Regions from separate parts of the Homo sapiens genome. Here regions 1 and 3 are each linked to region 2. A link is a contact called in ENCODE Hi-C or POLR2A ChIA-PET data. All regions are on one chromosome and are shown on one strand. The core of a region is the stretch at or near the end of the contact, and the rest is flanking DNA. Distances in the headings are between cores, read along the strand shown. Region 1 holds the start of SCD (stearoyl-CoA desaturase). Region 2 holds the start of HPS1-AS1 (HPS1 antisense RNA 1). Region 3 holds the start of DNMBP (dynamin binding protein).

What was found. A loop is a pair of places that touch in the nucleus more often than their neighbours do. ChIA-PET counts read pairs that join two places held with the same protein, here RNA polymerase II (POLR2A). Pooled maps may share reads with other maps.
Region 1: POLR2A ChIA-PET joins it to region 2 with 10 read pairs in BJ. The contact joins the promoter of SCD here to the promoter of HPS1-AS1 in region 2. POLR2A ChIA-PET finds 5 or more read pairs at or near these places in 2 of 52 experiments (BJ and HepG2).
Region 3: a map of CD8-positive, alpha-beta T cell shows a loop between it and region 2 (14-fold over the local background). The contact joins the promoter of DNMBP here to the promoter of HPS1-AS1 in region 2. A Hi-C loop is called at or near these places in 2 of 168 maps with a recorded cell type or tissue (CD8-positive, alpha-beta T cell and naive thymus-derived CD4-positive, alpha-beta T cell) and 8 of 50 pooled maps. POLR2A ChIA-PET finds 5 or more read pairs at or near these places in 1 of 52 experiments (naive thymus-derived CD4-positive, alpha-beta T cell).

Annotation. Positions count from the first base shown.
Region 1 is chr10:100,344,466-100,348,487 of GRCh38, reverse strand. SCD (stearoyl-CoA desaturase) reads right to left here and starts at 1,255. Exons shown (of 6, transcript NM_005063.5): 1 at 957-1,255; 2 at 142-424. The coding sequence starts at 983. RefSeq lists enhancers at 891-1,130, 1,511-1,580, 1,229-1,820 and silencers at 1,361-1,410, 1,611-1,990.
Region 2 is chr10:98,444,766-98,448,905 of GRCh38, reverse strand. It overlaps HPS1-AS1 (HPS1 antisense RNA 1), which reads right to left and starts at 2,585. Exons shown (of 3, transcript NR_134454.1): 1 at 2,149-2,585. HPS1 (HPS1 biogenesis of lysosomal organelles complex 3 subunit 1) reads left to right here and starts at 1,971. Exons shown (of 20, transcript NM_000195.5): 1 at 1,971-2,099; 2 at 3,502-3,606. RefSeq lists a silencer at 1,804-2,153.
Region 3 is chr10:100,007,738-100,011,885 of GRCh38, reverse strand. It overlaps DNMBP (dynamin binding protein), which reads left to right and starts at 1,939. Exons shown (of 17, transcript NM_015221.4): 1 at 1,939-2,048. RefSeq lists a silencer at 1,647-2,166.

The sequences.
Region 1 (4,022 bases), core at 6-2,505, 1.9 Mb before region 2:
TGAAGCAACCAAAGAGAAATGCCTGAGAAAAACCCCAACCGGGAGGCTGGGAGGGGCTGGTGTCCTCTGTAAGATCCTACCTTATTAAAAGAGCAGTGAGTACCTGGAGGACTAGGTCAGGAGGACAGGGAGGCTGCTTACCCCAAAGCCAGGTGTAGAACTTGCAGGTAGGAATCAAAGTGATCCCATACAGGGCTCCCAAGTGTAGCAGAGACATAAGGATGATGTTTCTCCAGACATATTCAACCTTGGGGCTTGGGCCTTCCTTATCCTTGTAGGTGGGGTCATATATATCATCTTTTATATCAGGGCGAATGTCGTCTTCCAAGTAGAGGGGCATCGTCTCCAACTTATCTCCTCCATTCTGCAGGACCCTGGAGGGAGGCGCTGTAATGGTGGTGGTGGTGGTATAGGAGCTAGAGATCTGGAAGGGGGAGGAAGAGGAGAGTCAGGAGAAGAGACACGTGGAGGCAGCTGGGGCCACTCCGCTCTCTAATCACGCTGGGGGAAGGGTGGACAGTACGGACCCTTCCGCAGCGCCGTAGTTCACTGAGGGTAGGGTGTATCCGAGACGCAACGGAGAAAAGTTCCCTGAAACTGTACAGATACATTAGGGGCGGAGGGCGAGGGGGACGAGGGGCGCGAAACCTATCGGGAGGCGGCAGTAGGAAGGAGAAGTAAAGCACTCACATCCCCACGAAGACAAAGGAAAACCCGCATAATTCATAAAAGCACCAGCACGACCGGATTTTTCTTTAAAGCTTAAGAAACTAAAGTTGGAGACTCAAGTCCCCAAATTACAATCCACATTCCCAACTCACGGAAGGCAGCACAACTCGAAAAAGATGACCAAGTCCTCCGCGGAGCTCTCCCCTCTCTTCTGCCACCAACCCGTCCCCTGGAAGCCCAGCCCGCGCCTGCGACCCGGCGGTACGGGGCCAGGCTGGGAAACTCACATCGTCCTGCAGCAAGTGGGCCGGCATCTTGGCTCTCGGATGCCGGGATCACTTTCCAGGGGGCTGAGGCTCCGGAGCGGAGTTCGGGGTCGCCGGAGGACTGCGGTTTCGAAGCCCGCCGGTACGCGCTGAGCCGCGGCGCCTTGCACGCTAGCTGGTTGTCGGCGCTAGCCGCGGTGCGTGGAGGTCCCCGAGCCGGGAATTTAAAGGCTAGAGCTGGCAACGGGTGACCGTGTCCGGTATTTCCTCAGCCCCCTTTTATCCGCTGCCAAGCAGGGGCAAAGTGCGAGGAGTTGACTGGCGCGGGCGGTCCCGCGTGGAGGTAAGGGCGGGAGGGGGAGGAGACAGAGGCCGAGGCTCGCGGCGACCGCAGCAGGGCGCCGGGGATGCTGCCGACACCGACACCACACCACCCGGCCTCTGCCCCTGCCCCTGCCTCTGGGGAAATGCTAATGAGGCTTCTGTAAACTCCGGCTCGTCATTGGCCGAAGGGAATTTGGTGCCACCTCGTCCTGCCGTTGCCATTGGCTCGGCGCAATCTGCTGTTCCCTCTGCCGCCAGCTCCTCGCTCCCCCTCCCCTCTGTTTCTCCTTCTCAGCTTCTCTTCCACCCGCCGCTGGGCCTCTGCCCGGCATCCCGCGTCGGGAGCTTTCTCTCTGGAAGGGGCTGGGGACCCGGTTTGGGGCTGGGGCGCGGAGCCTAGCCCAGGACCGGCCCTCGGGCACACGGAGAACGGGTGGGTGGGCACTGGGGAAGTTTCTCAGGAAACAGTGGTGAACCCTCGGGGGGCGCCCACCACTAACATCTCCGTCCCGTCTTCCGTCCCCCCAGGCGCGTGGCAGGGAGACGTGGCAGCCACCCCAGGATCTGGAGCTTGGGGGACGCGGGAAGCCCCGCCTCCCTCCCGGGCGAGCGCGGGGGACTCGGTACGCCTGCGAACAATGGCTCTGCCCCGCCCACCAGCCACGCGCTGCTCACCCGGGACCGCACCGGACTCCGGCCGCACACACAGGCTGGCTGGTGTGTGTGTGCCTGCGCGCACGCATCCTGTTCAGGACCCGGGCGGGCAGTCCCATCCCCAAGCCCGCGCCTCCAGGATGCGTGCGGGATGTTTTGGAGATTCTTCAGACTGGCAGGTTGTAATTTTGGAATCTTCTTTGTGGAAACCGTCAGGAAACACTGACATGTGTTTTCACCCAGCAGCAGGCGAAAGGGCTTGGATGTGGAATAAGAATAGCTGGCAGGTATTGAATTATTACTGCAAGCCAATTCACAAGAATCGTTTTCTGTAAGCCTCTCTGTGACCCTGGGAGGTGGGTACCCCATTATTCCATTTTAAAAGTGAGGAAAGAGATATGGAGAGATGGAATAACTTGCCCATGGTCACAGCAACCAGTAAGTGATGGAGCTGGCAGTTGAGCCCAGAAACACCATATGAGAGCCCAAGCTCTTAATCCCTGCTCAGGACCATATTGCCCTCGGTCCCTGAGATGCTCTGACCCTACTGATCTGTCCCTGTGCCCCCATCTTTTCCGTGTCTGTAGGAGCCTTACCATGAGAGCTCAGAACCAGGCAGGCTATGCATTCACCCGGTGTCCTTCCATGCCCATGTCTTTCCCAAATACTGCCCTAGGATCCTTCCCCTGGGAAGAGGAGAAAATACGGAGTGCTGCGCCAATGATTCACTTCCCAGGAAGACAAGCACCTGGGATTTCCTGGGAGGTAGACTAAGCAGCTCCTTTGTTGGCCACTGGTCTCAGGGTCAGGCCAACTCTCTGGCCAGTGACCAGGAGACTGCATTCCAGTCCTGGCTCCCTGTCCGGTGTGAAAGTTCTGAACAAGACTGGATGATTTCAGATGTGGACAGCTCATCCAGTCATGCCTCAGAAGTACTTGGCATGTGGCACAGAAATCTGTACGTGGTCTGACCCCCTTCAGGTTCTCTCTGCAATGTCTAATTTGCTTAATTCTTTTGTTTTTTGTTTTTTTGAGAGGAAGTCTCGCTCTCTCCCCCAGGCTGGAGTGCAGTGGTGTGATCTCGCTTCACTGCAACCTCTGCCTCCCGGGTTCAAGAAATTCTCCTGCCTCACCCTCCCAAGTAGCTGGGATTACAGGCATGCGCCACCACACTTAGCTAATTTTTTGTATTTTTAGTAGAGACGGGGTTTCACCATGTTGGCCAGGCTGGTTTTGAACTCCTGACCTCAGGTGATCCACATGCCTTGGCCTCCCAAAGTGCTGGGATTACAGGCATGAGCCACCACGCCTGGCCCGGAGAATATTTTCATTCTATTTCTCTTTCGAGCAGAGATCACCTCTACTCCTGAGGCCCTGGTCACACTGTGGTTCTCAAGTGACAGTGGTCAAACCAACACACTGATTTGGATTCTAAGATTTATTTTTTTTGGTCTGGGGGCCCTACCTCAGCAAAAGGAACAATAGTTACAACAATTATGACAGCAAAAAGTTTGAGACCAGCTTGGCCAACAAAGTGAAATCCCATCTCTACTAAAAATACAAAAATCAGCTGGGCATGGTGGGAAGTGCCTGTAGTCCCAGCTACTTGGGAGGCTGAAGCAGGAGAATTGCTTGAACCCGGGAGGCGAAAGTTGCAGTGAGCTGAGATCACACCACTGCCCTCCAGCCAGGGTGAAAGAGCAAGACTCTTTCTCAAAAAAAAAAAAAAAATTGTGATTTTTTATTATTTTGTTTACAGCCAAGCTCCTTAATTTTGGTATTCAAAGTGCTTCATGATTTTACTCTGAACGCCCTATTCCAGCCTTAATTCTCACTTCTCACTTAGTATAACTTGTATCTTCATCAAACTGCACATTTGTCAACAGAATATAAAATAAAACTCCGAAAAACCCCTGCACTCTTGCTGATTTCTAAACATGCTTCATTTTCCCAAGTTTTTCTTCCCCTGAACTCTGCCTGTCAAAATATTACCCGGGATCCAGCAATTCCACTCCTAGATATAAACCCAACAGAAATGAAAACATATGCCCACACAAATGTATACATGAATATTCACTGGAGTATTATTCATAATGGTCAAAAAGTGGA
Region 2 (4,140 bases), core at 1,336-3,835:
CACCTTGAGAATATTATGCTAAGTGAAATAAGCCAGTCATAAAAAGACAAATACTGTATGATTCTACTTATATGAGGTACTTAGAGTAGTCAAATTCATAGAGACAGAAAGTAACATTGTGGTTGCTATGAGGAGGAATGAAGAATTGTTGTTGTTGTTGTTTTTGTTGTTGTTTTTGAGATGGGAGTCTCGCTCCGTTGCCCAGGCTGGAGTGCAGTGGCATGATCTTGGCTCACTGCAACCTCTGCCTCCTTGGTACCAGCAATTCTCCTGACTCAGCCTCCTGAGTCACTGGGACTACAGCTGTGTGCCACCACACCCTGCTAATTTTGTATTTTTAGTAGAGACAGGGTTTCACCATGTTGGCTAGGGTGACCTCAAACTCCTGACTTTGTGATCCGCCCGCCTTGACCTCCCAAAGTGTTGGGATTACAGGTGTGAGCCACCACACCCGGCCAGCATTATTGCTTAATGGATATAGTTTCAGTTTTAAAAGATGAAAAGAGCTGTGGAGATGGATGGTGGTGATGGCTGCATAGCATTAGGAATGTAGTTAATACCACTGAACAATACACTTAAAATGCTTAATGATCAATTTTACATTATATGTATTTTACCACAAACAAATTTGAAAAAAAGAAACATGTTGACACAAAAAACCCGTACATAACTAAAAAATAGATTATATTGGATTACATAAAAATGTAAAACTTTGGTGCTACAAATGATACCACTAAGAAAGTGAAAAGACAAGCCACATAATGGGAAAAAAACTTTTGCAAATCAAGTATCTGATAAGGGGCTTGTAACCAGAGCATATAAAGAACTCTTACAACTCAATAATAAAGACAATTTAAAAATGGATAAAGGATTTGAATAGACATTTCTCCAGAGAAGGTACACAAATAGGCAAAAAGCACATGAAAAGATGCCGAACGTCAGGGAAGTGCAAATAAAATCACAAGACACCACTCCACGCTGGGTTACTATACTTAAAAAAAAAAAAATCAACAATAACAAGCATTGGTGAGGATGTGGAGAAATCAGAATCCTCATACATTGCAGTTGGGAAATGGAAATTACCAGTAGGGGAATGAATAAGTAAATAACAGCATATCCATTTGATGGAATTCATTCGACCACTGAAAGCATAGTGAGTGAACGATCTCAACGGTGGGCTGAGCAAAGAGATGCGTGTGGCAGGGCTATGTGCTGTAGATGGGGAGTTGGAAGAATTTGCCCTAAGGTGGGCTGGAAGGGGTGGGTAGTGGGTTGGGGGGAGTGATGCTCTCTTTGATCTGCAGGTGGTGGAAGTATTGATTCTTAGCCTCTGCCTTTCCCCCAAGAGATGCTCAATCTACTATATCCCCAGCCAGTTCTTGCAACCCATACCTTGCTGGGCTGGGCTCAAAGCTCCCAGGTGGCACCCAGGCACTGAGGGGTGGACTGTTCGGGGATTTAGGCCCTTCCAGAGCGCCCCCTCCACTTCCAGGCACCCCCAATACACATACGATTTTTTAAAATAAATATTGCAAACATAGGTTCAACACAAAACTCCTAATGTGCACTCCACTCCCAAAATAGATTGAGAACTCCTATAAATTCCAGCGTTGGCACTCTGGGGGCAACTGAGCCCTTCTGTGCGCTATGTCACCTCCCCAAAGGTCAGGGAGAGCAGTCACAAAAGGACAGCTCTAGCCCCAGAACTTCAGTTCATTAGGCAAAGCCTGAGGTTCCGGGGCATGGGGAGGAGAGAAGGGATCAGCTGAGGAGCCAGGAAACCTGGGTTCTGAGCCTGGTTCGGACCCTCAGCAAGTTATTTCTTCTCTCTGCGCCTCCGTTTCCTCTTCTGTAAAATGGGGCATGGGCAAGGCCTGGCAGGGGCGGGGCTCGAACCCGCGGAAGGCGACGGCGGCTCCGGCCCCTCCCGGGGCGGGCGGTCACGTGCGCGATCACGCGGTCCTACCCGGAAGCGCGCCCGGGCTCCTGCAGGCGGGGCGCTGTGCGCGCCGCGATCCGGTACGTGGGCCTCCGGGCTGTCCCCTCTGGGGGCGGCGATCCTCCCTCCGGAGCCCCCCTTCAACCCTCCCGGAAGTGAGGTAGGGTCCCTAGGGGTCCCGGAGCGGGCCCACTCCTAGCCTCACCCACTCCGGGCGTGTGGCCGTGGGCCGGTCGCTTCCTCGCTCGGGGCCAAAGTTCCTCAGCCGTGAAGAGGGGTGGATGTCACAAGTCAAGCCTCCTTCCCAGGGTGGCCGTGAGGTTCGGGGGTGGGGGGAGGTGGGGATTTGGGGTGAAACTGGACAGAAACTGGCGTGCTAGGCAAACGGGAGCCCCGCGGCGGCGAACTGCTGACTCGCTCTCTCCAGAGACTCAGGGGCAGGGCCGGGCTCCGAAGGTGTGGGACCCCAGAAGGAGCTGCTGAAGACGGGACCAAGGGCCACAGGGAGGTTTGCTGGGGTCCAGATGGTGAAAGTGGGCGCTGGGGGTCGCCCCAGGTTGGCCCCCCGCCATCTGGAGCTCCTTTCGTCAGTGAGTCCCCTCCGAGTTCCCTTTCTAGGGCAAGATAGCGAGGTGAAGCGGAAGTCTCAGTGTGACACCGGCGAGGTTCTCTTCCCAGCAGCCTTTGGGAAGCATCCCCCTGTTTCGGGAATATGGCATTCGGGCCAATCATGTGGGTGATGGAGCCCGTCTCAGGGTTCGGCTGCTAAAGGCCGAACTCGTAACAGCAGTCTCTGTGGCGGGTAGTCACTTGCCTCTTACTGGCTCACAGTGCTTGACTTCCTAATTAAGTTTTCTGTTGTTCCTGCCCTCTATTCAAATATGAATGATTCCGGAACCAGATTGATTAATCCTGTTATTTGAAGAAGGGAAGCTGGGAAATAGGAATAATGATCCCCACACCTATGTAAGAACGCAGTTTGCTAAGGTTACTTTGCAGCTTGCCTGGTCACTCCCATGATCTAACCCTGTAGGGAGGTAGAGTAGGGGATGTTGCTCTGTTTCTCCGCAGGAGTTTGAGGCTCAGAGAGGTTTATGGGACTTGGCAAAGCCAAAACTAGAACCTGGTCCCAGATGCCTTTCCTGTTAGTTTCCTTCCATTCATCGTATCATCCCAGGATCCCCACTCCCTTCACCGGGACTGCATCCTCACCACCTGGGATGTGCTATGCTGTCTCCCGTCAGTCACTCCTAGCAAGCTCCCTGGGGCTGCTTGGGGAGCTCTGAGTGACCCGCAGAAGTGAGAGCACTTCATGGGAACAAAGGAGGAAGGAACAAAAGTGGGCACCTGCTCTGTGCAAAGGGCTGTGCTGGCCGGGTTCCTATTCTCCATTATGGGAGGTGAGGGGCAGGATCCCAGATATGTTCTTAGCAGACTGCCTCAGGGCCTGGAGAGACCAGGGACCACGCAGCCCTTCTCCAGCTTGTCCTTTCTCAACGGGCAGCAGTCAAGACCAGGGCATCTGCCTGCCCTCATATTCTCTCTGTTTTAAGCATTTGCAGGACCAGGGATGCTGTGCTGCTCTCCCATGAGCCAGTCACCGAGTCGGTCTGCTGCAGCCCTTTCTGAACCTCTGGCCGTCTGGATGCTCCACTGTGCTTGCCAAGGTAGATGATCTTGCCCCACCTGGGGAGGACAGGGAGGCAGGCAGCATCCACCCTGGGGCTTTGGGAGGCAGATGGAATGAGGTAGGCAGTGGACTGAGTGCTACTGGGCTCTGCACACCTGCTCATCCCCTCCCCAGCCCTGCATCCTGAGGCCACCCCCATCCTGATGCCTCATCTCTCCTTCACCCCTCGAATCCAGGCAGGTCATCACAGCCTGCTGCATCTTTAAAGCTCCTCCCAGCCCCCACCAAGGGGTGAGCACTCATTACCTGACACCCGCACCTAGATGACCGCCTTCATGACCTTGACCTGCCCATCTCCAGCCAGCCGGTCACTTCTCCGCTCACAACCACAGCCTCCATTCCATAGCCCACTGCTCCCTAACCCATACACTCTGGTCAGCTTTGTCACATGTACCTGGGAGTCCCAGAGCAGCCTCTTCAGGTCCACCCGCCTCTCCCAGCAACCTCCTTTTCACACCTGTTGCACTCTCAGTGTCTGCCTTGGCATTGAGTAATTCTGTGGGAATAGGCT
Region 3 (4,148 bases), core at 690-3,189, 1.6 Mb before region 2:
CTTGACTCCAAACAACTTTAGAAAGCTACATCCACAGAAAACAAAATTGTAGGAAACTGAATAATAAGTTATTTTTATTTTGGCTAATAACATTATCCAAAAATAAAGACAATAGATTTGCAATGTTAATTACTTTCTTGAGGAAAGAAAAGTCACTTGTTTTAAAATATTTATTTATTTATTTATTTATTTATTTATTTGAGACGGAGTCTCGCTGTGTCACCACGCTGGAGTGCAGTGGCGCGATCTCAGCTCACTGCAACCTCTACCTCCCGGGTTCAAGCGATTCTCCTGCCTCAGCCTCCCGAGTAGCTGGGACTACAGGCACCCACCACCATGACCAGCTAATTTTTTATTTTTAGTAGAGACAGGGTTTCACCATGTTGACCAGGATGGTCTCGTTCTCTTGACCTCGTGATCCGCCGAAAAGTCACAGTTTTACAGGCAAATGAAGCATTGCTAAGAATTTTAAAGACTCTCCGAACGTTGATATTTTACTACAAAATGTTCTCTTTACAGTGTTAACATGCTTCAAAAAGCAAAGGAAAAAAAAACAGTATGGTGGCTTCTCAAAAAATTAAACACAGAATTACCACATGATCCAGCAATTCTTCTGGATATATACCCAAAAGAATTGAAAGTAGGGACTCAGATATTTGTACACCCATGTTCATTGCAGCATTATTCACCATAGCCTAAAGGTACAAACAACCCAAATGTCCACAGAAAGATGGGATAAACCAAAGATGTTATATACGTACAATTGAGTATTATTCAGCCTTCAAAAGGAAGGATATTCTAACGCATGCTACAACATGGGTGAGCCTTGAAGACATTATGCTAGGTGAAAGAAGCCACTCACAAAAGGACAATATTGTATGATCCCACTTATATGAGGTATCCAGAGTAATCATAGAGACAGAAAGTAGAATGATGGTTACCAGGGGCTGGAGAATGAGGAGTTAGTGTTTAATGGGTACAGTTTCAGTTTGGGAAGATGAAAAAGTTCTGGAGCTGGATGGTGGTGATGGTTGCAGAACAATGTCAATGTACTTAATGCCACTGAACTGTACACTTAAAAAGGATTAAAATGGTAAATTTCATGTGATATATATTTAACCACAAGTTTTTAAAAAGCAAAGGGAAGGAGAAACATATACAGCATGGGATGAGATTTGTGAAATATTTATTTTTGTTGTGCATGCACAGTCATAGACTCGCCGCCTTCTTCAGAATCCTCTAGGTAGATTCCAGAAACGTGAGGCGCAGCAATTCCAGCAACATAGCCAAGCTGTGTAACTTCGTGGTCTTTAAACAAACAACGGGAATACTGCGGGGATTCAGAAACTGAGTCGGAGGAGGAGTTCTGACAGCCCTGCCCAGTTCTTGCTTCTGTCATTTCTTGCTCTCAAATTCTCAAAGATGTCCTGAGAGACTTTCCTCAGAAAAAAATGGGACAGATAGAGGCGAACCCCAGCGAGTATTGTGTGGCATAATAAGGGAAACTGCCTCGGGGTAGCAAAGAGGACAGCATCACACGCAGACAGGAATCGACTTGGACTTCTCTGAATGGAATTTTGACTTTTTTCTAGGTTGGAGGGTGGTGTCGGGAGTGGGGGAACAGCAAGAGTGGAGGAACTTGTCCGCAGCCGGGGCTGCACGTAGGACTGCGTGAGGCCGAGGCCCGACGAGCCGTGTCGGCGCGCTGCGGCGGGGGCGGGCCCCCGTGCCTCAGTTTCCCCGGTGGCCGTTCTGGGAGCGACGCCCCTCTGACGTCGCGAGGCGAGCAGGGCCGGGCCGGCCGCCAGGGGGCGCGAGCGCGGGGCGGGCGCCGGAGAGGTGGGCGCGCGGGCAGCGGAGCTTGGCGCCCCCGGGGCCGCGCGGACCGCGCCGGCAGAGGCGGAAGCCTGAGCGGGAGGCGGGGCGGCGCGCTGACTCACACGGGATCGACCCGCCCGCCGCTTCCAGGGGCGGAGGTGACAGCGGGCTGGGGACTGGCGGCTGCAACTGCCTGCCGCGCCGAGGGACCGCCGGGCGGCGGAAAGCAGGTCAGAGGCCGGGCCAGGCCGGAGCCGGGCGGGGGCCGGGCGGGGAGCGGGGGTCGCGGTCCGGGGCCGCGGGCGGAGGGGACCCGCACCCCGAGAGACGCGCCGCGCCGCGCCGCGCGGCTAGGCCTGTATCGGCCCTTTCCCAGCGGCGGCGCTGTGCTGCGCTCTGTGGGCCAGGAGCCCGCGAGGGACAGTGGGGCGCAGCGGGCCCCCTCGCACTCCTGTAGTCCCCGGGAGTTGGAGGGGTGGTCAGAGCAATGCGAACGTGGGCTTTTCAAGCGGTGTCAAGCCCAGGGCTCTTTCTCTGCACCGCCCTGCCACTCCGGCAATGAGGCGGAATTTTGAGAGCTGGAAAAAGAATTCTGCGTTAGTCCACCCCGCTGATTTTACAGATGTTCGGAGCCTTACGGCATAGGAGGCCGTGATTCTGTGTCAGGGAGACAGGGACAGATGGCTTCCGAAGCAAGGGTTAGACCTGTTCAGCTGGAGATGCAGCTTTGGTCATGGTGGAGTTTTGCAGAAACCCGCGGACACCCGCGTTCCTGCTGCAGGCACAGATGTCCACCGGGCATCTGTGTCTCAAAGGGTGGTGATGCTGTCACTTTAGTAAAGGAATATTGAGGTTACCAAACAGGCCGGGGCCTGATGCAGATGAGGAGTATAGACTTAAATTTTAAGTGCAAAAACAACTTTAAATGCAGTCTCATTATTACTGCCTGTCTCATTTGTACTGTAATGAAGGGTGAATATTTTTGGCACTCACTTATTCTGGAATATGGGTAACTTGCCTTTAGGTCTGTTTTATAGTAATTCTTTTACACAAACATGAAGATCTTGTATTAAAACACTTTCATAACTAATGATGCTGTAGTATGTGGCAGGCGAGTGGTAACGCTAATATTTAGGGTTTGAGCATAGTCTAGCTCTGCTTGTTTACATAGCTGAGTTAAACGGATGAGCAGGACTGATTAATCTGTAGTAGTTTTTGCAAGACTGAAGTACCTGACAGCATTCGGGGATCATTTCTCAGTTGGTGTTCCGTTTATTACTTTCACAGCATGAATACCGACACGGTGATCAGCAAGTTAGTTTATCCTCTACCCATTTTTCTCTAAAATATTGAATTAAAGGATCTCTAAGGTCCTCTTCTGTCTCGAGTTCTCCGATTTTACATGTTAACTTGAAACACGTCACTCATTGTGATAATAAAAATGTTTTAAGAAGAAAAGATTTTTAGAATTCTGCATAATGGGGCATAGCGAATCTTCAAATTCATTATTCTCAGCTCTCTCAGTCACTTTATCAGGGTTGGGCTAAAATAAGTGAAAAGTGACTTTTCAAATTGCAGATACTTACGTGTTAAATTCACTTAAATTCAGAGGCTGCAATGGAGTGATTTCTGGAGGGTGGAGAGTAGCTCAAGTCTGGCTTGGGAACGGGGTTCGTGCAGTGCACTGATAACTTTTGCAATAAGCCAAGAACAGTCTGACTCAGAGAATGTGATAAATTGACTTTTATACAGTGTTCATATTGTGTATTTTTTGGCTGAGATAATAATAATCTTCATAAACGATCTGTTTAAATATGCACCAGTTATTTATTTGTCTTGCAGCCCCAAGGCAGGGCATTTCCCTCAACGTTCCATCAATCTCTTCCTCTTTTCTGGCTCCTGACTTCAGGTGATCCGCCTGCCTCAGCCTCCCAAAATGCTGGGATTACAGGCGTGAGCCACCGAGCCTGGCTTTTGGCTTATTTTCTAGGTTTAGTATTCTGTTGTTTCTAGAGTCAGCTAATGGATTACCTACAACATGGTATTATTACGAGATTATCTCCTGTGAAATTCTCGAATGTGCTTGATCATCTGCCAAAGCATCCTTAGAATTCATTCAGAATACTTCTGGAAAGTTTTGCAACACCAATTCAATTAATATGAAATAGTTTCTTATTATACACACTCTGGAAAACATCTGAATAAGCTAATTTTCAAGATTGGTTAACTTAGTCTTGTTGGTCAGGAGTTAATTATGAGTTATTAGTTTCTTGCCTGGAAAGGCAGAAAGTTCTTAAGTAGCAGCAGTAAAATGAGCTCTTTAATGAAAG